2 separate regions of the Homo sapiens genome follow, and region 2 is linked to region 1. Evidence: read pairs that join two places in POLR2A ChIA-PET (ENCODE). Cell type or tissue: MCF 10A. All regions are shown on one strand. Links, peaks and the distances in the headings refer to the core of each region. The heading gives the core; the rest is flanking DNA. Region 1 holds the start of LINC00498 (long intergenic non-protein coding RNA 498). Region 2 overlaps SLC7A11 (solute carrier family 7 member 11).

Evidence for each region. Peaks named below come from ENCODE experiments on the same cell type or tissue, not always from the same donor. Only the 100,000 strongest peaks of a DNase experiment are listed, where the experiment ranks them.
Region 2: POLR2A ChIA-PET joins it to region 1 with 11 read pairs; 2 of 35 experiments call an interaction of 5 or more read pairs at or near these places.

Annotation. Positions count from the first base shown.
Region 1 is chr4:138,300,676-138,317,694 of GRCh38, reverse strand. LINC00498 (long intergenic non-protein coding RNA 498) reads left to right here and starts at 5,008. Exons shown (of 7, transcript NR_198994.1): 1 at 5,008-5,401. It overlaps LINC00499 (long intergenic non-protein coding RNA 499), which reads right to left and starts at 7,984. Exons shown (of 3, transcript NR_051987.1): 1 at 7,848-7,984. In MCF 10A, for the core only: no CTCF peak of the experiment used is centred there; DNase peaks (open chromatin) are centred at 7,044 and 9,124.
Region 2 is chr4:138,192,481-138,209,499 of GRCh38, reverse strand. The region is part of intron 6 of SLC7A11 (solute carrier family 7 member 11); the gene reads left to right. Among named protein-coding and RNA genes, the nearest start is that of SLC7A11, 41 kb to the left of the region's middle. In MCF 10A, for the core only: no CTCF peak of the experiment used is centred there; a DNase peak (open chromatin) is centred at 9,779.

The DNA of each region.
Region 1 (17,019 bases), core at 3,439-11,438:
GTAATGAGAAGGGAAGAGTTAATGGGATTTTTTAATATGCTGAATAGGGCTTTTCTGCTGAATAGCACTACATTGTCTGAGAGCAACAGCTCTTGAATATTAAAAGAGAACCGTTTTGTCTTGTCCTGTTGCCATGGAAGGAGAGAAGGTGATTTTAGAAAAACAAACAGGAAAAGTCTCGAAGAAATTAGATAGATTTGAAAACAATTTGCCTGGTGGTATTCCTTTTGCCCAAACTGTATATATGTGTAAGAGGAGGGCAGGGCAAATAATCCATCCTTCCCTTGTTTTGAAGACAGAGTAAAGCTCTATTGCTGTCCTTGAGACAGTGCAGGATGGGGGTGCTAAGGCAGGATGAAACTAGTATGTAGCTAGTATACACATTGGGACTGTCCTTTCAATGGGCATTCGTAGCTGCACTTACTGCACCACCTTAGAGGCAGCACAAGCTACTTTTCGCTTTTACTTGGCCATATTTTTGTCATGGGAAAGAAAATTTAAAAAATTGCTTTATCTCCATGGATTGAAAATCTTTCTTTATGTTATGCTCCATTAAAAAATGAAAACAAGTTCAAAGTCTCAGTGCTTTACAACAATAACAGTTTATTTCCTACTCTGTCAATGTAGGTTCTAGGAGAGCTGTGGGTCTGCCTCACATATCTTCCTTATTTGGTGATTGAGACTGAAGGAAAGAGCCTTACCTTAGTTTTGTGGCAAAAGGAAAGAATAGTGACAGAGCCATGGGATGGCTCTTGAAGCATCTACCCAGAGGTAGCAGATATCACTTTTACTCACATTGCATTGGCCATGGTAATTTACATGGCCAAGTGTGATGTAAATGACCTCCTCAGACCATGGAGTATGCCTTTCCCAAAGAGAAGCATTTCAAGTCACATGGCAACAGATAGAGGCATATAATCTTCTTTTAGGAAGGAAAATGAAAATACATAATTGAGATAAATAATGCCATCCTCATCACCCTTGATCGGTTTTGAAGGCTTATGGAAATAAAATGTGATACATTGGAGGCTGTAGATCTTGCTTCTTAAGTGTATAAGGAGATAGGCTAGCAGTGATTCCCACGATTTAGAGTTCCTGAGGATCACCTAAATAAGTTGTTAAAAATGTAGGTTCTCTCAGCCCAATGCTCATCATTCATCATTCAAAGAATAGACAAAGAAATTATTTTATACACACACACACACACACACACACACACACACCATGGGATTCTATTCAGTCATAAAAATGAATGAAATAATGGCATTTGAAGCAACCTGGTTGGAACTGAAGACAATTATTCTAAGTGAAGTAACTCAGGAAAGGAAAACCAAACATCATATGTTCTCACAAGTGGGAGCTATGAGGATGCAAAGGCATAAGAATGATACAATGGACTTTGGGGACTCGGGGGAAAGGGTGGGAGTGGGTGAGAGATAAAAGACTATACATTGGGTACAGGGTACACTGCTTGGGTGATGGTTGTACCATAATCTTAGAAATCACCACTAAAGAACCTAGTCATGTAACCAAATACCACGTGTTCCCAAAACCCCATTGGAAAAAAAAAAAGAAATAAACGAAAGGAGGAACAATTAAAAACAAAACAGTCCTGTTCTAGAAAAAGGAATACAAAGCATAACTAAACTAGGCATGAACTTTTGGGTGGTAAAGTTACAAAGAAAATAAAGACTTGATTACCGTAAAGATCAGGACTGTGATTACTTTTGAAAAGAGGGAAGGGACTGTGATTAGGATAGATGGATGGAAAAATTATATTTTTTAAACCTAGCTATGGTTATAAGGGTATTTGGTTTATTTTATATAGTCTTCTATATCTGTTAGATTTTACAATAAAAAGTTTTTTTTAAACACTGAGAAAAAAAGAGCAGGTTCTCTGATACAAGACAAGGATGCTCTCACTCACCACTTCTATTCAACATCGTGTTGGAAGTCTAAGCTAGAGCAATCAGGCAAGAGAAAGAAATAAAGCACATCCAAATAGGAAGAGAGGAAGTCAAACTATCCCTGTTAGTAGATGACATGATGCTATATCTAGAAAACTCCATAGTCTTCAGCTGATAAACAATTTCACCAAAGTTTCATGACACAAAATCAATGTAGTAAAATCACTAGCATTCTTATACACCAACAACAGCCAAACTGAGAACTAATTCAGGAAGGCAATTCCATTCACAACTGACAACTGCCATAAAAAAAATAAAATAAAATACCTAGGACTACAGATAACCATGGAGATAAAAGATCTCTACAATAAGAATTACAAAACACTGTCAAATAAATCAGAGGAGACACAAACAAATGGAAAAACATCCCATGCTCATGGATAGGAAGAATCAATATCCTTAAAATGGCCATACTGCCCAAAGCAATTTATAGATTCAATGCTATTCTTATCAAACTACCCACAACATTCTTCAGAGAACTAGAAAAAATTTTTTAATTCATATGGAACCAAAAAAGAACCCTAATAGCCAATGCAATCCTAAGCAAGAACAAAGCTGGATGCATCACACTACCTGACTTCAAACTATACTACAGGGCTACAGTAACCAGAACAGCATGATACTGATAACAAAAACAGGCACATAGACCAATGGAACAGAATAGAGAGCCCCAAAACAAGGCCACAGATCTACAGCCATCTGATCTTCAACAAAGGTGGCAAAAACAAGCGATGGAGAAAAGACTCCACATTCAATAAATGGTGCTGGGATAACTGGCTAGCCATATGCAGAAAATTGAAACTGGACCCCTTCCTTAAACCGTATGCAAAAATTCACTCAAGATGGATTAAAGACTTAAATGTAAAACCCAAAACTCTAAAAACCCTAGTGTCTTCTAGGGTTTTCTTATAGTTTCTTCTAGATTTTCTTATCTAGGCAATACCAATCAGGACACAAGCATGGGCAAAGATTTCATGACAAAGGCACCAAAAGCAATCCCAACAAAAGCAAAAATTTAAAAATGGGATCTAATTAAATTTAAGAGCTTCTGCACAGGAAGAGAAACTGTTAACAAACAGACAACCTACAGAATGGGAAGAAAATACTTGCAAACTGTGCACCTGACAAAGGTCTAATATCCAGCATCTATAAGGAACTAAGACAAATTTACCAAAGAAAAACAACCCCATTAAAAAGTGGGCAAAGGACATGAACAGTCACTTTTTTTTTTAATAAAAGACATACATGTGGTCAACAAGCATTGAAAAAAGGCTCAATATCACTGACATTAGAGAAATGCAAATCAAAACCACCTCACACAAGTCAGAATGGCTGTTGATAAAAAGTCAAAAAGTAACTGTTGCTGACAAGGTTACAGAGGAAAGGAAACACTTGTACATTGTTGGTGGGAATGTAAGTTAGTTTAACCATTGTGGAAAGCAGTATGGTGATTTCTCGAAGGGTTAAAATCATTCTACCATAAAGACACATGCACACGAATGTTTTTGTTTTGTTTTTTTTCTTTTTGAGATGGAGTCTCGCTTCATCACCAGGCTGGAGTGCAGTGGCGTGATCTTGGCTCACTGCAACCTCTGCTTCCCGGGTTCAAGCAATTCTCTTGCCTCAGCCTCCCGAGTAGCTGGGACTACAAGCACACACCACCATGCCCAGCTAACTTTTGTATTTTTAGTAGAGACGGGGTTTCACCATGTTGGCCAGGATGGTCTCAATTTCTTGACCTCGTGATCCACCCGCCTCGGCCTCCCAAAGCGCTGGGATTATAGGTGTGAGCCGCTGCGCCCGGTCACGAATGTCTATTTAAGCATGATTCACAACAGCAAAAATACAGAATCAACCTAAATGCTCATCAGTGACAGATTGGATAAAGAAAATGTGGTAGATATACACCATGGAATATGACGCAGCTATAAAAAAAACAACAACGAGATCATGTCTTTTTGTGGGAACATGGACAGAGCTGGAGGCTATTTGCCTTAGCAAAGTAACAGAGGAACAGAAAACCAAATACTACATGTTCTCACTTATAAGTGAGAGATAAATGATGAGAACTCATGAACATAAAGGGAACAACAGACACTGGGGTCTGTTTGAGCATGGAGGGTTGAAGGAGGGAGAGGAGCAGAAAAAGGAACTATTCGGTACTAGGCTTAATATATGGGTGATGAAGTAATCTGTAAAACAAACCCACGTGACATGAGCTTACCTATATAACAAACCTTCACATGTACCCCTGAAACTAAAATAAAAGTTTTAAAAAATGCAGGTTCTCAATATCACCTCTCCTCCATCTCACCCCCACTCTCACTTCTAATATAGTAGTTTGCACGGAGGTCCAGGAATCTGCATTTGAAGTTTCTTGGCAACATTTTCTGAAACACTGACCCAGATGATCTCTGTCTTCAGTCATGTGGTTGTGCTGTAAGAAAAAATAGTATCCAGAGAAATAGTTTCTATGAATTCCCAATCCTCAGCTTTCAATATTTCACAGTCCCTATATTTTGGTATCCCTTTTATTCTTCTCTCTTCTCACTCATGGTAAAAGGAGAATAGAAAAGTGACACAAATCCAGATATGTTATAAAAGAGGATTAATATTATCAAGAGGGGAGTTTATTTGTCCTCCTGTAAACATTCTACCCTAGAGAATTAGAAACACACTGGGGAGTAGATGCCTTCAAAAGCCCATAAGATCAGTTATTTATGCATTCGTTTTCACCATTTCAGGATGCAAAGTTATCAGAAAAGACAACCTCTCTGGTCTCAAGCCAGCTGGGACACTACCAGGATGTGACTAGAATTCTTTAAGGAGGACAGATAGGTATCAAAGGGGAAAAGAAGAAGAAGGGGAGGAAGAAGAGGAGGAGGGGGAGGAAGGAGGAGGAGGAGAAAGGGGCAGGGAAGGGAGATGGGGAGGAAAAATGTAGAACAGTTCTCTGGGTGGCCTTGGACCAGCCCTATTGTCCTCCCTTTTCTCATTTCTAGTTCTCAAGAACAGCTGTAGAATGTTCTGGGAATGCAACATTCTGAGATAAGGAGGGCTGGCTGGAACAGCCTGAGCTCTGTTCTGGGACCCCGCTTTACTGAAATAAGATAACCTTCAATGTTTTAGCCCAGCAAATCTCATTGCCCCACAGCATAAAACCAAGGTTGAGAGGCTTTCTGGGGTCCCTCAGCTGATACAAGTGGGGTATGCATGGAGGACACTCCATCTATCCTGGGCAAATTTCTTGAGCCTTGCAGACTGGCTTACAATGTGTCACGGGCTTCTGTTGTCTTGCTGCCTATCTGTAAGTAGTAAAAAGTCTCTTCATGCAGCTTGTTGTATGCACAGGTGTTTTCTCTCACTGGACTCAGACAAGTTGGTGACCCGCACACAATAAACCTGCTCCACAACAAGAGGAGAAGGAATTCCAGGTAGATCGACCTTCTATTCCTCTGGGTATAACTCTGATCCGCTGTGAGGAATATTATTATATTATTTCTGGCAGTGGGCCACAGTGGTACACCATTTGGGATGTGGTTGGGGGTAGGCTTAGAAATTCAGAGTGGAGCATACTATTAAACTTATGTTAAGAATCAGGATGGGTTTTGTCTACTATTTTGATTCTATTAATAGCAGGAACCTGAAGATAACAGGACCTTGCCATGCCAGTTACTATTTCTCATTGCAGTGTTTCTTCTGAGCAGTAACTCTAAGGAATTGGCCAAGCATCATCTTGTTGCTTGTGCTGGGAGGGAGAAGGGCTGGGAGGGAGAGAGCAATGACATTCCTGCTGTGAGGAAAGGGGCAGAAGCATCAACTCCCTTGCATTGTTGTCTTACATGGAAAGTATTCTGTTTCCCACTTTTTTCACTTCACATTGTGTCTTTTGCATTTTTTCTTCTTGCTACAATGTATTTAAAACTAACATTTACATTCACTAAATTTATGCAATACTCCACCTAGTTAGTATATTTTTTCTGCCATTTCCCTATTATTTCGTATTTAAAATATTCACAATACTTGATATTAAAAAAAAACCTAAAATAAACATTTTCGTGAAAGCTTTTGTCTACCCAAACCTAGTTCTCTAACATAAATTCTTATTTAATTCCTACGTTTAATGGAAAAATCCTTTTAAAATATGTGATTTTTTTTATTTTTAACATTTTAATTTACATGGGGCTAGATTTCTGTTCTTTCTCACTCACACTATCTCCCCTTACTTTTATTCTTAATTTTGTTTCTTGAGATGAAAAGAGGGAAAAGGGGTGAAGTGAGATCTAGGGGCATACCCTGAAAAGTCAAAGGTAATTTAAATTTCTCTCAGAGCCATTTCTTTACAATGAAATGAGCAAATGGAAATGAAATAAGCAAAAACAAAATAAGAAGAAATAATTAAAAGCAAAGACACAAAAATTCTAAATTAACAGCTTAATTTTTTTTTAAGCAGAAAAATTCAAAGCTAGAGTGACTAAACTTTCAATTATGTGGAAGGCTTTAGAGCAGTGGTTCTCAGCCTGGGTGTGTGCCACACTGACATGTTTGGAATGGTGTGGGAAAGAGGATCACGCAGAGAGTGGGGTTAGGAACTAAGCCTAATTTTGAACCTCTTACTCAAATTGCAGCTTAACCATCAAAACCTGGGGATCCTCATCACAATGCTGTGCATAAAATCATAAGTCTTACTGATTAAAAAGAAATTAAGAACATTGAAAGGGTGAAATTAAAAATACTGGCAGCTCTCAATTTGCTAATTCATATGTATCCATTTCAGTTACCATGATTTAGTTAAATAACACCAGTCCCTCAATAGCATGGTTCACGTTTCATTAACTATGGTATATTAACTGCAATTTCATGAAGTTCTAACCTCACTGATAGCACTTCAGTTCAGAAATCACTACATAAATATCAGATGCACATCATGATGAGTGACGGATCACCTCAGTATGGCTACTGCACATCTGTTACTCAGTTACCACCCAGCAAAGCATGTAATTGTGTTGCCTCCATGTCTTCCCATGATAAACTCACATGACATTTTACAAAACGGATGATTAAAAGAAGGAATTGTGCAACAGACGAAAGTGCAGCCAAGAAATGAAAAGCAATAATGCTGGATGTGAAATTAGATCCGATAAGAAGACAGCTGACTATGGAATATTGACATTGCTGTCATTTCAGTTTCTAGGTATGAGGCCACAGAAATTTACTAAAAGAGAACTTAACATAAATGAGAAAGGTAGTTGTGATGAACAGAATGAAGATGTCCTAGAGGAAGTAGTGCTGGCAGAAAATTTTCACGTTAGAAAAAACTCTTGGAGGTGTTTCAAGACACTGAAAGAACGAAGAATACAATGCGGGAAGCCGATCCGAACTTAGAAAAGCGTATGATAATTCGCCAGTGCGTAAAGAAAGATGGTGCTCCACATTGTTAGTTACATGACAAGGAGGCAAGCATGGTTTAAACTACTTTTGATAAGTTTTTATGAAAAGTAACTTCAGTTTTAAACATTTCTCATGTTTTAAGTTATATTGTACTAGGTATTAGTTTTACTATTTTTATTTGCTTGTACCTTTGTCAATGACAGCAAGAAAGATTTTGATGTTTTGGCAAAACTTTTTAAAGGCCAAGGCCCAATCATTAGTTTTCTCATTGATTATTAAGATTGCTTTGCGCAATCATCTTTGCAGTCCCACACTATCGTGCTTGTACTGAGGATTATCTGTACCTTATTTACTGTTACATAGTAACTTCAATACTGTCTCATTTAGTCCTCACAATAACTTGCTGAATGAAGCATGCATTATTATTTGTATTTAACAGAAAAGAGAGACTTTAGAGAAATCAAGAAATATGTTTAAATTTATGCTTACTCTTGGCTGAGCTGTGGTCCTGCAGTTGTCCCGTATTCTCTCTTCACTACAACGCTGCAGAGACTTATTCCCCTAAGCTGCCCTGTCCATCAGACAAGCACACCATGCCCGTTACATTCCCAGAGTTCCAGTTATATCCCCTCCCACCCAGGGGCTCCTCTGTTTTGCAGGGTTCACTGTGGTCTCAATCTGGGTCTTGCCTTTGTAGATCAATCGCTCTTTTGTTTCTCTACTATTCAGGGCATATTGTTGTTGCTGTTTTAAAAACATCTGACTCTCTCTTTTCTAATGAAACTGATTGTGTGTTTTTCCACAAGGCCAGACTCTCCTTTCCTATGATCAAATAATTAAAGGCAATGAATTAATGGAAGAAGCTTGCCGACCCCTTCCAGTGACCATTGGAATCCCAAGACTTCATTCCAGTCCTTTTTCTTCCTCAATCATCAAGCCCATCACTTTTTTCTTCTTACGTCTTGTGGATTTGTCTCTGCTCTCAATCTCTGTTTCTAGATATAAATTTAAACATTCATCATCTTTGCTGTAGTATATTCGTTTATTTTATAAACGCTGATAACACTATGTTCCAGACATTCTTTTAAGTGCTTTACAGCTTTACAAATATTAGTTTATTTAAAACCTCTTAACAGCTACATGAGGCAGATACTATATTATCATTCCCATTTATAATTGAGAAACTGAGACAGAGGCTTAAAGTAACTTTCCTAAATTCATACACCTGGTAAGTGATAGAGAAAGGATTTGAAACCAGGCAGTCTAACTGCAGAATCCATGCTTTAGGCACTGTTTTAGAATGTATCTCATTCATTCATACATTCATGCATTTATCCATTTAGCAAACATTTATTAAGTGCTTATCGTATCAAATACTGTAATAGAGAAGAAAGAAATGTATAAAAAATAAGTGGAGAAATGTTTTATAGGTTACATCACAGGTCAGGGTTAAAGTAAAGACACTAAGGAGTGAGCGGTCAAGTCTAAACAAGAAAGGCAGAGAAGAAATTTAAAATAGATGAGTCTTGAAATATGTGTGGGCAGTTACCTGGGAAACAGAACACTGCATTTTAAGGGCAAGAGCATTTTAAAATAGAGGGAGGGCTGATAACAAAGGCATGGAGGCATGAATAAACTGGTATGTTTGAGCCACTTCCACGTGGTTGAAGCAAGGATTGAGGTAGGGTTTAAAGTGAGACGAAAGGTTGAAAACACAGGAAAGACCCAACGTCAGGGGCAAGGACTTGGTGGTTCTGGCAATGAAACTTGAGTGTACATCTGACTCATGCGCTTCTGCCTGGGGCAACACAATTAGACTGTAGGAAGCTAAAACAAGGGAACTTGTATTCTAAACAAATCACCAAGTTTATTTTGGGGTAAAATAGTTTGAGAGCCACTGCTGCAGGTACGCCAGGCCTCCGTGATCTGGCTTCCGGTTTGAGTACTCTGCAGAGCACTTCACAGACAGCTTCATTCTGCACCATGGGAGATTGAGCTTTCCTCTTAACAGAACGAGTCCATTCTTATTCATTTCTCCATTGGAAAAACCAGTACTTGTGGAGTGACTCCATGTTAAATTCCTTCTGTATAGAGAAGCATATCTTGGTTCAATTTTACATAATTTCACCATGCTAGGCACTTTGAGTTATTGCAAAGATGAGAAAAAAATAGATTTGGCTTTTAGCAGCTCAACATCTAGTCATCCCCAATCTATTTTTCATATCTCATTATAAGAGTGTGATCATTTTAAAAATTTGCATAAGAGATCTTAAATAATATATGAACACTAAAGCTGGCTAGCATTCTTAGCGTTATACAGTGCATCCTGCATTCACGGATGGGAAATGGGCATCACTACTTAATGGCTACAGAAGGTCTCCTGACTCTGGGCTCATGCAGTTTTCCACCACATCGTGTTCCTTCTCACTCCAGGTTAATTCCTTCTTTGATGCATATTCTTTCTTGAACATTCACATATAGTTTTCTATTTTCCAGAGCACTCTTTCCTCCTCCTTTTTACCTGTGAACTACTAACCATGTAGTCTAAGCTTAGCAACACTTCTTGTGCCAAGCCCTTCCTGACCATCAAAGTTGTGGCTAAGTGCCCATTTTAGTAACCTGCTGTACTAGTACATTTTTACACTGCTGTAAAGAACTACCTGAGACTGGGTAATTTATGAAGAAAAGAGGCTTAATCGACTCAGTTCCACAGGCTTAACAAGAAGCATGACTAAGAGGCCTCGGGAAACTTAAAATCATGGCAGAAGGCAAAGAGGAAGTAAGTCCGTCTTACCACGGCAGAGCAGGAGAGAGAGAGCAAATGTGGAAGTGCCACACACTTTCAAACAACCGTATTTCCCGAGAACTCACTTACTAACATGAGAATAGCAAGGGGGAAGTCCGCCCTTGTGATCCAATCACCTCCCACCAGGTCCTTCCTCCAACACATGGGGATTACAATTTGAGATGAGACTTGGGTGGGGACACAGCCAAACCGTATCACCTGCAGTAACACTTTAATAAACAAATGTCTACCTGGATGTTTTCTCCACTAAACTGAAAACTCCTGCAAGATGGCACTTTCCCTGATGTATACCGTGTTGTGTGCCCTGAGACTGCTAAGTATTTGTATTCCCAATGCCTAGCAGTCTCAGGACACACAACAGGGTGTACCTTGATGACTTAGGAATTAACGAATGGATGGATGATGGATCCTCTGTATTTCCTTTTATGAGGAAGAGATTAATTTGTACTTATTCCAATAAACCCACAACAGATTTGTATTTAGGGGCATTCATTCAGTTTCAAGGAGCTGCAACAGTTGAATATTCAGTGCTGTTTTTGTGATAATATTTGACATTGAAGATTATATTAAAATTGATGTTGGTGTTTGTACAGGCATTTTTGAACATTAATCAAACAATGACGGGAAATATTGCTACAAGTTATGAAATTAAGTAGTTGAGGAATGATACAACCAAAGTAAGCAATAGAAACTCTAGTTTTTGTCTAGTGGGGGTGGGGGTTTGGGGAAGATATAAAACCTAGGCTACTCAATCTACTTTCAGCTTCTCATCTACTTCTAGAACCATAAAATATTAATGTATAAGTCACTTTTAAAAATCCTTTATTTGACCTCCAAACAATTTAAGAATTGCTGTAATATCTGTGAAAAGTGGCCCTCTACCCAGTATTTTAATTCTTTGAAATAGTCTCTTTACTTCAGAATAATTAGAAAACTCAAAATAGTAATAGTAATATTAATAATCTTCTCTAAGGTTGTAATCTGGGCTGAGCACAGTGCTAGATGTCAAATATACATAATCTCATATAGCTTTCACAGCAATCATATGAAAACTGTTATTACCCCCATTTTACTAAAAGGGAATAGCCAAGACTGAGAGAAGGCAAAAACATAAGTCCTCATCTGCTAGCAATTATTGGTGATGTGATTTTATATTATTGTCTCAATGACTGCAAAATCCAAAGCCTTTCTTACGAAATATACAAGTTCTCAAATAATGTATTGTTTATATTAATGACAGTTTTTACTTCCCTAATTTTATATATTCATTTTAGTTTTGTCTTTTAGAGCAGCCCAGAAAAATCTCATCCCTCTTTTTCAGCACAGTCTTTCAGAAATTTGAAAATCGTTATTATATACCCTGTAAAACATTTCTACATGAATGGAATTAGTGCCTTTATAAAAGAGACCCCAGAGAAGTATCTTGTTTCTTCTGCCATGTGAGGACACAGTGAAAAGACAGCCATCTATGAAGAGGACCCTCGCCAGACACCAGATCTAGTGGCACTTTGGTCTTGGTCTTTTAAGACTCCAGGAGTGTGAGGAATAAAACACCCAGTCTGTGATATTTTGTTATGTTAGACTGAATGGAATAAGACAATGTTATGGACTGAATTGTTTCCCCTAAAAATTTATGTGTTGAAGACTTCACACCTGAGTACCTTAGAATGTGACCTTACTTGGTGATAGGGTGTTTACGGAGGTAATCAAGCTCAAGTAAGGTTATAAGGTGGAATTTAATCCTGCGTGACAAATTTCCTTATAAAAAGGGTGAATTTCAACACAGAAACATGCATATAGGGAAGGTGATATGAAATTGCAGGGAGGACACCATCTACAAGCCTAGGAGACAGGCCTGGAACAGACAAAAGACCCTCCCCTCACAGCCTTCAGAAGGAACCAATCTTGTCAACATCTTGATTTCAGATAGCTAGCCTCCAGAACTGTGAGAAAAAACATTTCTGTTGTTTAAGCGAGCCGGTTTGTGATGGAACTTAGTTATGGCGGCCCTAGCAAATGAATACATCTACAGATTCTTCAGCTATCTTTTACAACACTTTGTTTCCCGTTGGGTTTTGACCACTGGCATTTTAATGTAGCAATACCCCATTTGAAATTTAATGTCAAGGCTAAACAGATGTAGTCTGACAAGTGAAAAGGAGAGAGAAATGGTTAGCTTAATTTCTCTTTTTTCTAGTTACTGTTCCTCAACACACTATGAGTTGCATTGAGTTCAAACAGCTGAAACTTTGGATTCAGAGTGAGCTTCTGCTTTTTGGATGCACAAACAATGCTTTGAAACCCTTGTGGAGAGGGGAATCCTTCTCCACAAAGTCAGCAGCTCATTAATCATAGACACAAAATTTGGAGAAAAAAATGAACTTTCTGTTTTTCTCCATTTTCTCTCTTTGATGACGCAGAAATGGAAATACATTTTTGTAATACATCTTATTTCAGATCACTAAGCTGAAAGCAATCTACATAGCCATAAATTTGGAAATAACAAGTATAAAACATTTCAGAGTGAAGGAAAAATTTTTTTAAAAAAGAATTTACTGAAAAGTAAAAGTATCTGTCACAACTGTAACAGGACTCTAAGCAAACATATTAAAAGTAGCATTTCTAATCAAATTCATATTCACCAATATCAGAAAAAAAGTAGAATGGGTATTCTCAGATAACCACTTTCTTTGCAAACAAATGATGACTGTTGAGGAGGAATATATAAATCATGATGTTGACCCTCTTTTTGAAGGTAATGTACCTTGAGTTGTTTTCATAAGGGTGGTGATAAATTCTCCCCATCTATCCACAATCTTTATATGCCCACAAATATACATATGTTGTACAAATATGTACGTGTTTAGGTATATATACATATATGTCTATGTGTGTATATGTGTGTGTGTGTGTGTGTGTGTGTGTGTATATATATGAAACCAACCTAGAGGAGGATAAGAATTTTAGCAACAATGTTTTCTCTTGCAAAACTAGAAAACTTACATGAATATCAAGCATATGACTTTGAATTAACACCATGGTCCAAATGAGCTAATGGATTAAATTTCAAAAACATTTCACACAGTGACATATATGGAATATAAGCCTTATTTTTACAAGCATTCACATAGTCACTATTTACATAGTCACAGAGACATAGAATGTGGTCATATTTTACATAAGCTTGAGATAATGTGACATAGCACGTTAGTAAAAATCTCACTTTATGGGCATGAACTAATGCTTTAAAATAAATCTAAGCTTTTTTCCCCCGAATTTTTAAGAATTGCATTATGTGAGAGCCATGGAATCAGTCTGAAGGAATTATAAAACAAGTCGTTGCTCTTGTCACAGGATAATGCTGCCTTGTCCTTTACACAGACCCCCAGACCGTTAGTGACACATCTCCGAATGATTTGCTTAACTCTTGTCCTTTTTTTTTTTTTTTAACATATACTGTTATCTTTAAGAGTTTTTAAACATCTTATAGCAATGTCATACAAGTATTTACTGGGAAATAAAGCATATGCTAATACTAAAAAACACTCTTGACTCTCAGGAATGTTGGAAAGGAAGTTAGGTGTAGTATACAGTATGCAGAAGTCAGCCATAGGTAGCCTTTTAAGATGGCCTCCAATGATCACCTCCGCCTTCTGGTATTTATAGCCTTGTGTAATCTCCTTCCCTTGAGTGTGAGCTGGAGCTAGCAACTCACTTCTATCAATAGACTATGGCAAATGGGATGGGATGTCGCCTCTGATATTAATTTACAAGAGATTGACTTCAGCCTTGTTGGCATATTCCATCTCTCTCTCTCTCTTCAGCACTTTTTGCTTGTGTGTTTTGGTAAGATGAGTTGCTACGTTATGGGCTGCCCTATGGAAAGACCCATGTGGCAAGGAGCTGAGAGTGGCCTCGGGCCAATAGCTGGTGGGGAACTGAGGCCCAGTCTAATAGCCTATGAAGAACTGTATCCTGCCAGCAACCAAGTTCCAAGTGAGCGGGGAAGCTGACCCCCAGTTGAGGTTTGAGATGACTGCAACTTCTTTAACACCTTGATTGCATCATGACTGTGCAAGACCCTGGGCCAGAGGACCCAGTTATGCCATGCCCAGATTTCTGACCAACAGATATGTGAGATAGTAAATATTATTGTTTTAAGCCACTAAGTTCTGGGGTAGTTTGTTACACAGAATAGATACTAATTCAAAGACAAATACTGACCATGTTCTATTTTATTGTTAATTTAGGACAGACTGGGTTTTTTTTGTCGACCCGGCTGGAGTGCAGTGGCATGATCTCAGCTCACTGCAACCTCCGCCTCTTGGGTTCAAGCAATTCTCCTGCCTCAGCCTCCCAAGTAGCTGGGACTACAGGCACACGCCACCACGCCCGGCTAATTTTTTTGTATTTTAGTAGAGATGGGGTTTCACCGTGTTGCCCAGGCTGGTCTCAAACTCCTGAGCTCAGGCAATCTGCCCACCTTGGCCTCCCAAACTGCTAGGATTACAGGCATGAGCCACCACACCCGGCCGACTCTGTGTTTTATGAGACAGATATAATGCTAAGAAAAGAAAAAGCAGCAGGAATGTAAGGATACATTTTGCTGGTTTTGGAGTCAACCTTTCCAAGAATGCATTTCCTCTTTCACATTTTTTTCCTTTGGAAATATTAATCTTAATCTGCATGAATTTGGAATTATATATGATGTTCTAGAACACATTCCTCACTTACTCTAAAAGTAACTTTAATCTATACATATTTAATTGTATTGCTAAAATAACAGAATCTTACTTTTCTCTCTATATATATATATTTTGTTTTTTCAAAACAGAGTCTTGCTTTCAACCCAGGTTGGAGTGCAGTGGTGCGATCATGGCTCACTGTGGCCTCAACTTCCCAGGCTTAAGCGATCCTCCCACTTCAGCCTCCTGAGTAGCTGGGACTATAGGTGCATGTCACCACACCTGGCTAATTTTTTTTTTCAGAGACACAGTCTCATTATGTTGCCCAGGCTGGTCTCGAATTCCTGGGCTCAAGTGATCTGCCCACCTAGGCTTTTGAAAGTGCTGGGAATACAGGCACACACCACCATGCCCAGATAATTTTTGTATAAAATATCACTTTTGATAGAACTTCCAGTTATCAAAAAGTCTTGTCCTTGAGTTGTTAGTGATCATAGTTTGAATCTTTCTTCAACTAAATATATCTTCAAACTATTGAAATAAGCAACAGAAATATACTGATAAGGCTTACCTTGGGAGAGCAGTGCTCAGGAAAGCTAACTACTATCCCAATGCTCAGGAAGGCCAAACTCGAAACTGTCTTGTTACAGCAAAAGAACCAACCAGGCATGGTGGTTTGGGGTAAAATCAACATTTTGTTAATGTTTTGTTTTCAGCCTCAAGTTTTTTTCATTTATGAGTCTGATTTCCTTTTGAGGCTGCATCAACAATTTCAGGCTGGTTAGATACCAGAATCAGCCACCTTTTGCTTCTTTAGCAGAAATAGTTCTTGTTAAATTGAGTTGAAAAAGTTATTATATTGCAAGAATGAGATGCTTCATTCGCCTGTCGTTAAGATCAGGTCTTGCAGATGTTTAATTCATACGCTAGCCTTCTGAGGTCAGGATTATTATCCCTATTTAGGGGATCTGGAAACCAAGGCAAAAAGGTTGAGTAATTTATCCTAGGTCACAGGAGGGATCAGTGTCTGAGCTAGGATTACAGTTCAGAAAGCCCCAAATTCCAAGACCTATGATCAGACTGCACTTATTTCAAGCCGACTTGGCCTACTTAAAATAAGTCCTCCCTCCCTTACTCCTGCCCCCAGGGCACTCTGTTGAGTATTTGAACTGCTGTCAGCAAATGTGAAAGAGGTCTGGAGACACAGCCTAGAAATATACCAGAGATTGGCCAGTTGGTTGGGCTTCATTATAGCTTGACAGGCAGTTTCTCCTCCAAAATTGGTTTTCATATAGGAATTTTCAAAAGGTTTTTTTCAAATGTAGGAATATTAAAGCAATTTATTTGGCCTTCATTAGTCTTTATCTCATTCATCAGAACTTAAACTATTTAGGAGTAGGAAATAACAGCAAAAGAGGCTGCCTAATCATGGTAAATACTACGACAGAAGTTTGCATAACTTTGGGAATATATGCTGGTACCTGGTTTTCCATTCAGAATTTTCCCTAATAAGGGTCTCTGCATTTACCAACTACATTTATTTGTTTCCAGAGTTTTATGAGACATGTATTTGAAAAGAAGATACAAAGAAAAATATATGTGTATGTATGTATGTGTGTATTTGTATATGAGTAAAAGTAATAAAATTCTTAAGCCAGTGTGAAAGAGAAAGAGATGTTCAGAAGAAATATTTTTAGAGTACTGGATTTGGAGGCAAAATACCTGGGTTTGCCTGCATTTTTTTTTTTTTTGGCCAGTTTTACGATCTTAAGCAAATTATTTAATCTCCTTGAAGGTACAAAGATAAACCAAATGGCTCTTGATCATTAAAGAAAGGGTTCAGTGTGGCAGGAAAGATAGATAGATCACCAGCCAGGATACAATGTAATCTGTGCTAAATTAGTGTTATGATCAAAATGCTGAGGGAACATACAGGCAGCAACATTTAAGCCTAACCTTGATTTTCACTGCATACAAAACAGAAAGCATTTTAACTAGAATGACCAGGGCAGACTTGTGGTGTAAGACTACAAGGCTTAAGTGAGAAAGGTTAAGTCCTGGATGACTGGACTACTTGAATCACCAGGGCAACTTGAGAAAAGTTACAGGAGATGAAGATGAAAAGGAAGAAGGGGGCAAATCTGGGGACCAGGCTAAGGAGCCTAGACTG
Region 2 (17,019 bases), core at 4,975-12,974, 110 kb after region 1:
AAATATTGATGGGTGAATATCAAACACAGATGGTAAAATTATGTGGACTTAGCCCAGATGTGTAATTTGCATTATTTTTTAGGTAGATACAGCTTCAAAATACCTTTAGTTACAAGGGAGAATAATTATGATTCCATCTTCTTTGTGATGTGCCAAGATAAATGTGTTTCCCAATCAGTCATGGATACATGTGTCCAGGTGTGCGGCAACATGCAACTTTCTGGCAGCTGGTGAAATGAATCATCTGCTGAAAATACAACACCCTTTATGGTCTTCCTCCACCTAGACAATAAAATTTTCCTAAATTTGTGACCTAATAGAAAGATGATAATTAATTTAGATTAGTGAAAATACCAATGTGTATTAAAATATATAGAATTCAGAGTAAGTTTCCATGATCTCAATTGACTACACTTTAGGTGTAATTTCATTTTGAGACATCTTTCAAATTATCTACCATTACTCCAAGAAATAACTTTTGAGCTGCTATTATAAGTAGGTGGTATAGGACAGTTCCTTAAGTGTTGTATCGAATGAGAGACAAAGGTGGGCAAAATTTCTGTTTGTGTGATTACATTTATAATGTTAAGAAATTTTGCCATGATCTTTCTTACAATGTTTTCTTCTCCAAGAATAGCTTTGAATTTATGGAAGTAGCAATCTTTCAAATACAACAATTGCTATTGAACTTTTATAATAAGAGTATTGCCTTTACCAATTATCTATAACATTATGGCTGACTCCACAAATTAATATATTGGAGTAAGGATTGTATTTTGAGGGACATGAATGTCCAAAGTTTGGACCATGAAGATGATAGAATCCCAAGGAATAACTGAATTTTAAAAGGCTTTCCCCCCAAAAATGGCATATATATAGTAGTAATAATTGCTACTGTGTACATTTGTTTTAAAAAATCCTAGTGCTTGTGCAAGTGTAATGAATTTTGCCTTATGACATGACTTTTGTGGTGACTATGCAATCTGTCATTGTTCAAAAAGTTACACAGTGCAAAGAACATATCATTGAGATGTATAATGTTTGTAATCCTGCTCTTAGATTGATAAATCATATCTTGTGTTGATGAAAGCCAAGAAATGAATTGCTTTTCTTTGACCTTGGGGGTCTGAGATTAGCCACTTTGTCTATTAGCCTTATTCCAGTGTTCTTCTCACTTCATTTATTCCTTCTGTTTTGAAGAGCTGGAAATAGTAGACTTAGAGGAAGTCAGTAAACCTTGATATCATCAGTCATTTTTGAAAAACAGGCTATCAACACGCTCTGAATAATCAACTTTAATAGAAGGTTTAAATAATCAGAGTGTCATGTTTAATTAATACTTTGCCTACTTCCAGTTTATATTAATTGATGCCTCAAAGTCATCACACCTTGTACCAATGAAAACCTCGAAGAAGTGAAACTTGGTTTGGGAAAAATGCCCAAAGACCTTTAAGGCAGTGTGATCAACCAGATTGGTCTACAAATGGTCCACAATCATGTTATTTGCATTCAGTTCAGATGCTGCCGTCTTAAAATCTTAGTGTATCTGTATTAATTCCTTATTGACTGTGTAATTCTTTACAATACTGTTTTATAAGGCCTATTGCTTGTAGGACAGTTTTATAACCGTTACCTGAGTAAAAAACATAAGAAAACAAAATAGGCAAAATATCTTGCCCAAATGTGTTGTAGCAAAGTTACATGACTAAAGAATAAAGGTTAATTGAAGCCTTTTATCTTGCATTTTGACAACTTGGGAATGCGGCTTGCTTTCTTTCTCCTTTTATTTTTTGAGACGGAGTCTCACTTACTGTGCTGCCCAGGCTGGAGTGCAGTGATGTGATCTTGGCTCACTGCAACTCCACCTCCCAGGTTCAAGTGATTCTCATGCCTCAGCCTCCCAAGTAGCTGGAATTACAAGCATGTGCCACTATGCCCAGCTAATTTTTGTATTTTTAGTAGAAATGGGGTTTCACCATGTTGATCAGGCTGTTCTTGAACTCCTGATCTCAAGTGATCCACCTGCCTCAGCCTCCCAAAGTGCTGGGATTACAGGTGTGAGCCACCACACCTAGCCAAGAATGCATCTTTCCATGAGAGACAAATATTCCTCTTTATATGCATTTAGTTTTCTAACTTAATAGTCGCTAGAAAATAACATATAATATTGTAACTGTATATGTGCAGATTACAGCAATATTGTATTTTGTAATCTTTTTATTACAAGTCAATGTTATCTACATTCTTAGACAACATTAAATATTACTTTAAAGAATATTTCCAAAGTTTCTACTACAAATACTCAAGTTATATGTTTTTAAGATATGTATTAATTTATTTACAAGTTTATAAAGATATTCCCTGTGGCAAAATGAGGCATCTTTTTACTAATGACAATATGACATCATTAGAATTATCTTAAAATGTGACACTGCTTTTCTTCAATTGTTGAAATAATTGATACCTAAATTAGAATCCCTCTGGGGGTTTTTTTTTTTTTTTTGCTTTTCTTTAGAAAATATACATAAAGCTTGATTAATCCATTTTTAAATATGTTTCACAGTAGAAATAGAATTGTGCTAGTTGAGCCACTGAGGCAGACAAAAGATCGGTATTTGGCCAGATGTCACAGAGAAGAGATGATTCTGTGTTCAAAGAACAAGGTCACCAAATTGCTCTTCCTTGCTTTTGTTCACTCTAAAAATTTCGCACTAATAGAACATGTGGTTGATGTACCTTGGGATCAAAATTCTTGCATTTCTCGGCATCACATATGCATAAAAAATACATTTTGCCCAAAGATAGTTTGTTCATATAAGGCTGAAGTGTCAAATAAGTGGTGCAGAAATTATAGGATTATATTATAATATTTTATCATGGGGTAATCAAAGAAGACAGATATTAATCCTTCAAGTGCTTTGTGGAAGCTATTTAGCTTTTCTTTCTTTCTTTTTTTAATTGTAAGGATTCCAATTCCACTATGAGGCAAAATTTGAAGGGCGATGCTTTACTTTCTTTCATAATAGTTGTTTGAAAGTTCTAATTTTAATCTCATTGAGTTTTATATTTTGAGGCAATATATATAAATCTTTTGAGGCTATATATATATATATATATAAATCTCATTGAGTTTTATATTTTGAGAACAATAAACTCTTGTTTTAGGAGCAACAACAGTGGCTGGTTTAATTTTATCCTATCTTTTTGTTCCCTTTAGCTGAGAGAGAGGGAGGGAGGGAGAGAGAGGGAGAGGGAGAGAGAGAGACAGAGAGAGAGAGAATACAAGTGGTGTGATGAGTAGAATAATAGAATCACAGAATTTCAAAATTAGAGGGGACCTTGAAGACCATCTAATCCTTTTTAACCAGATGCAGAGATCTTCTCTATAATACCTTTACACAGCAATAATTCATGTATGATAAATTGAGAAACTCACTGTTAATATAACTTCCTTGAACTGGGCTATCAGCCTTTTTTACTTCCTTATGCTGGTTAGCAACCTGCTAATTGCTATGACTATTTCAAGCCTAGATAAATTTTTGGTTAGCTGGCATAAAAGATGGGTCAAATATTTTGACTGCAATAGATAACAACCAAAATGAGAGTTAAATAAAGTACACCAGAGATTCCAGAGTTGGAACCCTGTTATCTGAAAAGAAATACCTTCCATAATCAGAAGCATTAAGTCAGCCATTATATTGTCTCCAGCTTTTCAGTCCACACTTACATAGCACCCCTCATTCATATTCTTATTTATGCACGTAAGCTACCTTTGTTCTTTTCTATATGTCTGGATTTGAAAGTTAGGTGATTGTGACCAAAATGAGGTTCACAAATAAAGCTTACATTCTGTGTCATACTTGGTGAAAAACTTCTTAGACAACTAAAATCTAGTCCAAGGCCTGGTGCTGTCTGGGCATTCATGCAGATGCAATGTTGTTTAAGATTCTCACTGAAATAGCATAATGTCACATGTAGTTCACTAAGGGTAGAGACAAGATGCATTCAGGTTATTATATTTACACACACCATGCACTGAAATCATTTTGATAACTTTATTCTAGTCACATTCAAACACTGACTTAGATTATTGATCTACTCAGGAAAATGAGCAACTTTTGAATTTGGATAGACACAAGCTAAAACTGTATTACCAATGTAAACATCTAAAATGAACCAAATGAAGTTGAGACTTTCCAGTGAAAAAAATATTTTCTTTACTTATATGAACTATAGAAACATCTACTTGCTGAGTCTTTGAAAATAGCACTGGTTCAGGAAATCAAAATTCTAATCCTGTCTCTTTTTAACTAGCTGTTTGACCTTGGAGAGACCTCTAAATTGCTTCCGAATCTTTGTTTACCAGTTTTAAATGGAAGATGATAATCCCTATATTATAGTTCTCATGGGGTTGTGAGGATAAAATATGTGAAATTCAAAAATGTTAATGAGCTCTGCAAGTAATATACAAACACCATCTGCAACCAAAACCTATATTCTTCAAAGATTAGAATATTTTATAATCTTTGAAAAAATTAGAGGATTAGCATAATTGTTTTATGAATAGGGAGTGCCTTTTCACATACATGACCTATTAATCAGCTTGAAAGGTTGTTCTGCATCATCAGCAAAGTGCCCAATTATTAGTAGTTAAAAGGTTCAGAAGATGATGGGAATCGCTATTTATTTTATAGTCTACTAACCTCCCTCAGGTGACAATATGCTCACACATCGTAATCAGAATGACTTCCTGGCAGATTTTTTTTTTTCTTCTTAACCAAATATTTGTATGCTCACACCCCTATTGTCATCGTCACTGTTGGCTGGTTGTGCTGATATAATGGATGGACTGTTTGCGTTTCTACTGAAGTCACCTATTTTTAGGTTTACTGTCTTACCAAGAAACTCCTTTACGAAATCTGACAAACAAGATCTTGATCTGAGTGGCTGGCATCATGTATTTTAATATTTTATTTTTACTTTTTCTAGAAAAGGAGCTATTCTGTTGATACAAAACAGAAGAATACAAATACAAGTCCACTCCCAGATAATTTTTATGCATTTTTGCTTAATTTAAAAATATAAGCCCATTATTAAAAATACAAACAGTATCTGCTTTCTGACAAGTAGATTGATTGCAGCGTAAAAGTAGCACCTCAGATTACTTTTAATAACATGATGTATATTATCTTCATTCTGCGCTGTAGAAAGCTGAAGTTCAGAGTAGTGAAGTAATTTCTCATGCCCATGTAGTTAGCCAATGAGAAGACCAGAATTGCAATCCATGTTTGCCTGGTTCTAGAGCTCATACTCTTTCTAACGCGACAGCTGGTTTTTGGGAAAACAAAGCTGATCCATGAGGGTACAAGGTGAATGGCTAAGGAAGTAATTTTGCTATGGAAAAGAAAGTTGGAGGAAGAGTAGAACCTAGAAGAGTAGAACAGAGAAGTGAAGATGTCTCGGGCAGCGGGTGAGCATACATACAGCCATAGAAGAATTCTTGGTTTTAGGGAATAGTATGTAGACTGTTTTGACTAAAGGAAAGGATTGTGAAGAGGAGTCAAAATCAAGATAGTAGTAGGATGTGGATAAGGGGATACAGCAACTCTTAGACTCTACTATAAGAATTTTGCATCTTATCCAGTAGCCAATGGTGGGATGGAGGGTGGGAAAACTGTTGCAAGTTTTGAATCTATGGGAAGCAGTGCTTGGAGACAATTAACTTTATGACAATTTTAGTGGATTTTCCTCTTGTGACACATATGCAGTTTTTAAAAATTTATAGTCCATGAAGATATGTTTTAGTTTTATTTTGCATGTTTATTTTGCTTTTTAATAAAAGCAAGTAACTCTGTTAATTGCCTCATACACCTGCATCATTGCTAAAGTCAGACAATATGATAAATCATGTGGCAGAAATTATGGCAAACAGCACCATAATCTCCACACTGTCCAAGTCCAAAGATATGGATTAAACTGCTTAGAGGAAAAGGATGCATCAGCATAGTGTTTACGTACTATGCAAAAATATAGAGCTATCTTTTTTTAATGAAAAAGATACTATCATTTATTTTCCCTGACAATGGAAGAACAAATGGGATTTAATTAAATAAGAATATAGTTCATTTTAAAATTAAATTTATATTTCAAAAGCATTGAAATGAGAATTTGGTTAGGCATTGGAATTCTCAAAATAGAGATAAAAAGGATTATTGTTTAGCCACAATTTAGGGGATATTCAGGTTGAAAAAATGACACACTAATGCCTAAATATGTTTCTAGTTCTAAAATATTATAGTTATCTTTTTAGATTACTGAATATATGAGAACAAATGTAGGGAAGCATGCCTTACACCACAGGCCTATTTTATTGGGGTGGGGAGGGAAGAAGGTGTCACGTACTTTTAAGGTAAAGGAAGTCCTTAGTTAGATTTTCCTTTTTCTTATAAGTGTGGTAAGGTCAAATAGAAATCTTAGGTCAGAGTTTCTAAATATTTTAAATAAGGTGTATTAAAGATCTGATTTTACTCATTTCGTATTCTAAGTGAAGGGCAGGTATAAGGAAGAGAGTAAAATAGCAATGCCAGTGCAGGATATGAGTCAGCCTGGGGACAACTGGCACTTCCAGGCACAGTGAGCATCACACTGGTGTTGTGAAGGTAGCTCTGCACTTGGAGTCAGGTGGCTACAGTTTTAGCTCTTGTTTTGTAAATATTTGATTTTATGTCCTTAGCTACATCTTTTGTCCTCTCTGAGCCTCTGGGTTATCGGCTGCAAAAAAGAAATGGTGGAGTAGCAAATTCTGAGTCTCCCTTCAACTCTAGTATGTTCTATGATTCTTGTCGATGACACACGAGTACCTAGTTTGACAAGGAGAGTACATGACTATGGGAGCATGGCTGAAGGGTGGAAATGTAAACAGAATATCTGTCTTAGGGACACTTTAGAAAAAGTGTCAAGAACATGAATCAAGAGAAAGGGATGCTATGGCCATTTTCCAGATCCCATGATGGTTAGGAGATTAGGCAGGACCAAAGTTTCCTCAGTTGTCTCAGAAAATGTTAAAAAGTTTGAATGGGTAAATGGAGGAAATGAGTCCAAACTGGCACCCCTTCAAAATGGAAACTTAGTTATTACATCTGAAGATCTAGGATCATATCCAACCTATAGAATTGAATTCTACTTAAGGGATCACCTTAAGTAGAGTGTCTTGTGATATAAGGAGTGTACCAGGAAAAATATAGATTTTAAAAATGCTTGTTAAGGGTGCCATTAATGTGGTATAATGATGAATCCCTAATCCTATTTACTACTTTTATTATATATGCCCACAGAAGATATAAAATGGTCTGTAGCCTCTGTGGTCCAGAAGGTTTATATTAGTCTTTTATTATGTGATTCATTATTTTTCTCAAGAGCATAGACATATGGGATTGCCCATAAGTATCCATAGATGCAATTATATGAGAGGAATCTTTTCTGATGGGTCTGCTACATTTCAGTATTAGACATTCCCCATAATTTAGTTAGGATTGCATTTATATATTTCTAATATGCTGCATACATAAAGAAAGAGAGGGAGCGATCCTTGTCATGACTTTCAAAAGTCTGCATTAATTCATTCCTTTTCCCACCTAAGTGGGTATTCTAATGCTTACCTTAAGATCGTTGTGAGAATTAGATATAATTTATGGCTGTGTCTGACAATGCTTTGCTCATAGTAGATACTTATTTAATGGTATGCTTTTTATTGGTATTAAACATCATGTCATTAGTTCATTTGTCACCCATAGGGACTATCAGATCAGGATTTGTGGACATGGGGAAGCTGTTTCTTTTCTTCTGTACTGCTTGACTGTTGGCTTTGAGAAAACCCATTCTCACGAGGGAAAAGACACTCTTACTTGAAACACCCGGCCATGGGAAATGACAATTATCTCAGTCTCAGAGTTGAAGCATTTCTAATCTCCAATGCTGGAGGTTGTTTTTCAAGAACATACAATATTTTTATAATTGTTTTTCTAAGGAGACAGGCTCATAGTTTTTTAAATCACATGGTTTTCCTGGCTATTTAGTGCTGTACCATATTATCTTTCTTTCCCTTTCTTATATGCTTTCTCTTAAAATTATAGAAGTGGAAGAAATACATCTTGCTGTGACAAAAGCTTAAACAATAACCCGTACTGATACATATTATTGAGAATGCAGTGATCAAATACAAAGGCCACTGTTTTATATATCAAGCTGTACAATACTATATGAAAAATAGTTCATGATATCAAGTTCATGGCATAGCATTAAAATAGGCCAAAATATGTAAAAACTAGAGCTTATAATACATAGCCATATAACACAAAATGAGATATTAAAGAATAGAATGTATGATTTTATGAGCAAAGTCATTTCTAGGTCCTGGGAGACTGCCCCTTGCACAATGCTTTTCTTGGTATCCCAAGTCCCACCTCTTCCGAAGAATCTCTTCTATTGGCTTTTCATGATGCTATTTCTTCTTCCTCCCTGATAGTCTATGGTCATGGCCGTTCTCTAAGAGATAGATAGCAAAGGATTTATTATAGTAATGTCTCTACATTTCAAAATGGTTTCAATTATCATATTACCCGTGTGTACAAAGAGTTCTCTACTTGGTTACCTTCTTCTATTCACACATTGACTTGGCTTAGTGTATTGGACTCATTGTCATAATTAAAACCACAATTAATTTGACCTTGAGAAAATAAATTGTCAAAGCCTGTGATGTTAGAGTTAGGAGGGGAGGAACCATCAAAATTCACAACCCTTTTATTGTGAAGCTAACGAAATAGAAGCCACAGAGATGGATTAATTTGTCTATATTTATAAGTTAAAATCCTGATCCTTTTCTAGTACTCTTTCCAAATGCTTAGTGTTGTTGAATAGAAATCTAAGAAAGATGGCTATGGCAAGATTTTAGCCTTGAAATTAGCTGGGGGAAATGTAATCATTAGAAGTGACCTCTATGTCATTTGAGAATAGAACAAAACTGCTTTTAAAAATGTGTCAGAGCATTAAAATTTGCCTGCATTTGACTTTCTAAAGCTGTTAGTCAAATAGATAATGAAAGAGGGTGCTAGGCTAGTTGAAGTAAGTTAATCCATTTCAGGTCGTTTACTGAAGGTCATTTGGTTAGAAGATTAAAATAGAAAGTTTACAATTAGGAAATGCTGAAATGTTAGAATATTATAAGGAAATAGCTGCTTTTTATTGTCTTTAACATCTTTACAGATACACTGGCTCTTAAAATAGGTTAAATATCATTTGTGGAGGCAATATTTAATTTTTCTGTTATTGATATTGTCAAACAAAGTCTCACTTTCTATATTCTGGCCTGAGGCAAGTAAAAGAGAAATTGAAATAGAAAAGAAGATTAACTTTGTTTTCAGCCAGAAAATGACAAAAAGAAACGAGGGAGATAGACAGCAAGTGGAGGTCATGATTTTAAGGTACTATTCGCTAGCTGCTCTGGGTCTTGTGGAAAAAGGTTAAATGTGTTTTAAATGTATGTAAGTGTTTAGCTATTTATTCCTCACAGTGCAGTGTCCTCTTGCCAAGGAGAAGTGATCAAGTGGCAAATGTTGGGGGAAAGCCACTAGAAATTGAACTCAATGATGTCTTTCTCTGAGCTGCGGAATTGTTTGTCTTTATGCCAAGTCACAACGTGGACTCTGAACTGCAGCAAGGGAGAAATCTTCAGTTTGAATACATAGGTGCTTTTCAAACCATTGAGTTTATGATGCAAGTCTGTGACTAGGCAGGGCAGGTATTTCCTGTTCTCTAAAAGATAGTGCTAGTTCTGCTCTATTGCTGCCATTTCTATAGCAATACCTGGGTGGAATTCCCTCCCTGCTTAACCCTGCCTCCTCCACTCCCTGCCTCTGATCTATGCGCACTTAGAAACACAGGATATCCTGATTATCCTGTTTCAGTATTTCTCATAATGGACACATATTGTTTATTCTATTTTTAAATGACGGGAACACAAATCTCTACCCAGTAGTTGTGGTCGATGATCCATTTAGTCAAATGAAGAAAGGAAAATTTATATGTATTCTGTACCTTATTGGAAGTCAAAGTAAAACTTTATGATTGTGGTAAGTATTTTCAGTAACAGTATATAGCATTTCCTCCTTTCTTTTAATAATAATAGATAAACAAATTTAAAATGCCAAAAAAATATGATGAAATTAAAAATCACCTGTAATATCTTAATCACATCAAATAAAAGTACTCACTGTTATTATTTTGATATTTTGTTTCCCCCACAGTTTGTGCGTGCGTGTGCATATATGTAGTGCATTATATTGCTTGAGATAAATGTAAATGTGCATTTTTCTTCCTAACTTTGGTGTTATATAATGTATTTACTTGTTTGTTTATTGTCTGATTCCCAAGGCCAGGGCTTTGTCTGTATCATTACTGCTGTATCCCTGACAGCTGGAAGGTTCTTCCAAGTGTGCCCTGCCATTTAGATTTGCTGCATCTCAAGCTCAACTCCAGCTCTTTCTACTTATGTGCTATAGATCTGTCTCACCGTCTTCATTTCATGTCATTTTATTATATTTTCGTATATCACCTAGATGTTAGTTAAGAACATTTTTAATGCTAGTATAATATTTCTTTGTGGGGATGTGCCAATATTCTTGTGCTCATTTTCTTGTTGGACATTGAAAACATTCCTAATGTTTCTTAATGTATTAGGTTGGTGCAAAAATAATAATAATTCTGGATTATACATTTCATATATAAATCCTTACATATCCAATTATTCTCTTAGAATAGATTGCTAGAAGAGAATTGCTGTGTCAAAGGCAACAAACTTTAAAATGGTCTGTCTATTATCAAGTTGCTTTCCAAAGTGGATATATTAATTTCCTCTCCCAATAGCAATAGCTAAGAATACTTATAGTGTTGGGTGTCATTATTTTAAAAAATCCTGGTTAATTGAAAGGCAAAAATTACACCTCATGGTTTGAAAATGCATTCATTTGATCACCAGTGAGGCTCAATACTTCCAGCATTTTTAGCAGCTACACGTGGTTACCATTTTGGAGCATGAATATTGGTGATTCATCAGAATTCTTTGTATATTATGGGTATTGATTCTTTATCTATTATATTATTTGTAAAAAGTTTGTCCCAGTTTTTCACATTACTCAATTTTCTTTATGATCACAGCTTACAAAACTTGTGGTTTTGTTTCTATAATTTGTAGTTAGATATAATAATCATTTTTTATTTCTGTATTGCTATTATGATCTGCAAATTTTTACATCCCTAGATCATTTTCATCTCACCCATATTTTCTGTTTGTTTGTTTTTTCTGGTTTCTTTTTTACAGCCCACTCTTTACCTTATCTGGAATGGATTTTTTTTTTAAACCTGATATAATATAGGCTCTTGACTTTCCCCCAATTTTCTCAATATCCCAGTATTAGCAAATAGTCATATTACTCCTTAGTTTATGATACTTACATTATATTATATTGATGATACTTTTTATTTATTATATTATATTTATGATACTTACAATATATTACATTGATACTTGTCATTATAATAATAAAATTAATGTATTTTTATGTTATATACTAAGTTGTATTTCAAGGCAATCTATTCCACTTGCCTTTTTATAGATATATCAACCAATTACTATATAATTTTATTAAAAGTTTGTAATACTCTTTTTTAATCTGAAGGGAAAAGTAGCCTCAATTATTATTATTTTTCTCTGAATAAGTCAACATTGAGTATAACTTGTATTTGCATAGAGGTCGTTTTTACTCTTAGCTGTTCAAGTGGATGAAGAGAATCTGTATAGTGCTTTTAAATTTAAAGCTCATGGTGTTTCAAATTATCTTGGTAGTGTTATCTCTCATAATTAAATCTGCTCTATATAAAGATATAGTCCATGTATATGGCTGAGTCTTTTATAGTCCAAAATTTATTTTTCTGTGTACTATGGTTTATTAACTTGACTTATTTTTCTTCTTTCAGATTTAAAAAATGTTAACTAATTAAAGTAACTTCCCAAGTACCTACCAATGACATTAATCTTCCTCTTTTTGTCTTTTGTTCTTTTTACCCCCAAATCCTATTAATACAGCAACTTTTTAATATGATTTTCTACTTTTCAGAATACTTCTTAACAACATAGCAAATGCCAAAATGTTAATGGAAGTATTAATGAAAACATGCAAAAAATATTTCTTTATGATTCTGATAATTATCGAAATTGCCTTAGATTAAACATGAATAAATTTAATTATTATATATGTATTCAAATAGTTGGATATATAATCCTGAGAAAGAATCCTTCACTACATATGTTATAAAAATGGTAATGAACACATTACCTAAGAAGTCTGCACTAGAAATAATAAGATACCTTTTCATTCTTGACATCTTTCTTCTTTTTGAACCAAGTATCTGTAGAAAAATATTTGAATCAAATTTTAATGAAATTCTTATTAGAGGTTTGCTACTTTTCTCACAAAATGGCAATATTGCCAGGCACGGTGGCTCACGCCTGTAATCCTAGCACTTTGGGAGGCCAAGGTGGGCGTATCACCAGAGGTCAAGAGCTTGAGACCAGCCTGGCCAACATGGTGAAACCCTGTCTCTACTAAAAATACAAAAATAAGCTGAGTGTGGTGGCAGTTGCCTGTAATCCCAGCTACTCGGGAGGCTGAAGCAGAAGAATTGCCTGAACCCAGGAGGTGAAGGTTGCAGTGAGCCGAGATTGTGCCATTGCACTCCCGCCCGGGTGACAAGAGTGAGGCTCTGTCTAAAAAATAATAATAAAATAAAATAATAAAAATTAAATTAAATTAAATTAAAAAAAGGCAACATCAATGTAAGCCTATTTCATAACAAGTCTTTTTTTCCCCATGGTGCTTCATCCTCACTTGGTATATTCTAAATATGCATACACAAAACACAATTGTGTTGCTCTTTCAACTTCAGTCGTCACGGAGGGAGCTCAGTATTTTGACAAGGAATGTGAACTGGCTGTTGTATATTTAGAAGTGAGTCTTCCTTGTGCTCCTTTCCCTTCCAAGTGTTGACATTATTTCAGTCTGTTGCTATTTTTCATTGGCTGGTTTCTCTAGATTAGTGAGGCCTGATCCTTTCCATGGCACTCACACCCTGTTTGTACCCAACTCCCCACTGGTGGCTGCTGGCTGATCACACCATGCTGTTTTCGTGTTTTATGGAGAAGTGTTCAGGTGTGGCTGCTGTGTTTGATATTAAATCTGAGATGAACTTCAGGAGATTTCCTGCTTTTTATTACAAATAATTTTGGCTAGGGGCAGTGTTATCCTGTTCATAAATCAGGTGTTCTCAGAGATTTAATAATTTAGAATTCACATGAGGATTTGGTGGAATAAACATTTCCTTTCTCTGTTAAGCTGCCTCTTAACTTTCTATCTTCCCCTTTCTCTTCACTGCTTCCATTTTTTTAAGCCTTCTTTAAGTCTTTGCCAAAAATAAAAATAATAAAAAATAAATAAAACAACAACAAAAGAGGCCAAAGAAGCCAGAAACCCTTTCTGCATGTGGTTACAAGACACATAAAAAGCAGAGTTATGCTTGAGGATAACAAACCGTCCTGACAACCCTTCTCAAAAATGTTTGCACTAGAGATTTAGAGGAAACACTTCAAGGGCCCTTAATAATGCTCATTGAATAGTCTTAATATTTTTATGGAATTGGTGAGTATGAATACATAAATAAAGATGTTTGAAGAGACTATAAGGAGTCAGAAGATGTTTTAGTTTATCTTCATATTAAAAACAGTAGGTAATGGAGAGACCCAGGGTGGGAGACCTACTTAGAAGAAGGAGGTAAGGTTTCCCTGAGGAGGGAGACTTTGATCTGAGAAAAATGGGGGCAACCATGTGAAGATCTAGGGGGAGCAGCATGCCAGGGAGAGGGTCCTCCATGTCTTGTTCTGTTTGAATTTTAGATTCCGTGAGAGGATGAATTTTTGTGTGTAGCTGATGTCTTTATCCCTTTGCTTATTATAATGTCTAGCATATAGAAGATATTTAACAAACATTGATTAAATGAATGAACTTGATATAAAGAATGTTAATAAATGCAATGGGAAATATCCTCCTGAAATTCAGATGGTTTTAAAAACATTTCTTGCAATAAGGTTTTGATAAAAGCTAAGGTTGTAAGATACAGTGACTTATGAAGACATTACGTGAAATAATACAGTCAATGTATGTGACCGTCCAGAGGTCTGACCTGATCCCACAGACAGCCTTTTTAGAATGCAGAAGAGTGAACAGATCACTTATCCTTTAAATGATCTTCTGTAATGATCATTATTTTTCAGCCAGGCTGACACTTTGAAGTTATAATGATGGAAGGTACTTTGATGTGCTGTACTGCTGCTTGAGGACAGAATCACATCTTCAGAAGACAGGAGAAGAGATTGTAAAGTTGGCATCCTATTCTCTCCTGTGAATGACAGAGCAAAATAAATGCAGAAACTTCCTTAGGATGCTCTGTTACATGAGCAAGTGGGCTTAACTGAGTTTTCAAAGAATTCTATTAAACAATCTTTAGGGATTAGCTTTATGTGCTAAAATTATTAAATAATGAACTTTCAAGAAAACGAACTTTAGATTTCATTAATTCAACACCCTTGTCAACTCATGGGGAAGTGTAAGTCCAGAGAGATTTGGTAATCTGTGTTTCTGCTAGTGATGGGGACATGACTAGACCCAGACTTTTCCATAATTCTGTGAAATCAAGTGAATACAAATATCAGAGACAGAACTCCAGAGAAAAGATGTCACCAAAAGACAATTTACATTTGGGATGGTATATATAGACATTTTTCTTGGTTGTGGGAATTTAGAGTATAAAGCTGAGGGAAATGATGGAAGCAAAGAGAAATTAAGAGATGGACAATTGTATGAACCACTTTTGTTTCCCTTGGGCAGAGAGTCCCTGAGCCATTAGATAGTGGCACTTGACTTGAGAAAAATGTTCCTAAAGAGAGGGACATGAATCTTTGTAGTCTAAGAAAAGGCATTAGTAAATACAAAATGAATGCACAAAAGCTTATTTTTCAAAAGTTTTAACTTTTGAGCTGAAAGATAAAAGATCACAACATTTCCATTTCTGCGGGGAATATGAATCTTTATAAATGGACAGCCTGAGGAGAGGAGAGGGAGGGCTTACAGGAGGTTCTGCCATTCTGAGAGCCTTTGTGACCTTTTCAGGAAACTGTCAACTGTTCCAACCAGGAGTCTTCATCACCACTTTCTTGACAGTGACATATTATCTCTCTGAACTGGCAGGGTGCTTAGCCCATCAACTCTGTTTTTTTCTCTTTCCCACCTTTCCCTCTGCTCCATTCAGCTGCTATGTCATGTCCTCTGTGGCCTTGGCATGTGGATTTACCACTTTAACTAAAGCCAGGCCATTTCTATTGGCTTCCCTATCAATTTTATACTTTTCCTACTAACATTAGCTTCATTTGCTAAAATTATTTTTCCCTTAATTACTCTAAGAGTATGAATAGAGATTTATTGCAGTGAAAAATTATTTTCAATTTTAGGGTCAAATATGTGCATACATACCTATATAATCATTCATATTTAGGCATTTTATAAAGCCAACTCATCTATATTTTATTTATTTATTTAAGATGAAGTCTCACTCTTGTTGCCCAGGCTGGAGTGCAGTGGCACAGTCTTGGCTCACTGCAACCTCCGCCTCCCGGGTTCAAGCGATTCTCCTGCCTCAGTTTCCCAAGTAGCTGGGATTACAGGTGCCTGCCACCATGCCTGGCTAATTTTTCTATTTTTAGTAGAGATGGGGTTTCACCATATTGGCCAACCTGGTCTCAAACTCCTGACCTCAGGTCCACCCGCCTCAGCCTCCCAAAGTGCTAGGATTACAGGTGTGAGCCACTGCACCAGGCCCAATTCCTATATATTTTAAACTATAGGAAGCCAGCATTGGGTCCACAAAGTGATGTAAAGACATGACTTTGAGCATCTAGAACAGTGATTTTAAAACCTACCTCAACTACTGGAACACATCTTTCTTTGATAGAATGTCAATACATAAAACTAGTAAGAGAGGACTCATCTGGTTGAAATGAGTGAGAACAGGATAGTCTATAATCCCATTGCTTATCTTATATTCTAATTCCCAGAGCACCCTACTTGAAAGCCAGTTGTTTAGTTGATCACTAGATATCAAAGTGAAATGATCAATATTAGTTGCACTTGCCTTTTTTGGTCAGAAATGTTGGAGGCAATTTTGGGTGGTAGAAGCAGTAGTTCGTTTGGTGGGATTGAATGTCTCCATGTTTACTTGTTTCATTTCTTATTATGCAGCAGAAATGTGATGGGGCCTGGTTGTGTGTGTATAGTATAAGTGTTGTCAGTTCCTTCTAAGACATGCGTTTACTGTCTAAGGGAATTTTGAACCTCATTCCCATTTACCATGCCAAAACATATATATCTATTTTATGTTGCCTTGTTTTTAGCATAAGAGTATATTTACTTAACGTTGCTTGTCTTATTATGAGTCCTTGGGCAAAACAAGAGGCAATTGTACTTTGTTCTTTGTTGGATGGGTGGCAGTTTTCAGAAATGCAACAGATTTTTAAATTTCAAAATAGCAAACAATGGGGTCTATCTTTCCTCTGTTTTGGGGAAGTAAGAATAATAATTATTTTCTCTCCTAGCTTTTAAAGATGAAAATCAGTTTTTATTTGATATTGTAATTTAGGACATCATTTTAATAATTTTATATCATATGCTTGTCTCATAAATAATATACTATACAATAAAATTTAATGAGGACCCACTTTAAGTCTTGTATAGACTAATTAAAAGCTACAAAAAAGTCTTGATATAATGAGGTCCTTCATTCTTTTATTAGTTAGAATAATGCTAGCTGTTACAACAGACAACCCACAAAATTTCAATGGCTTTAAACAATCAAAAGTTT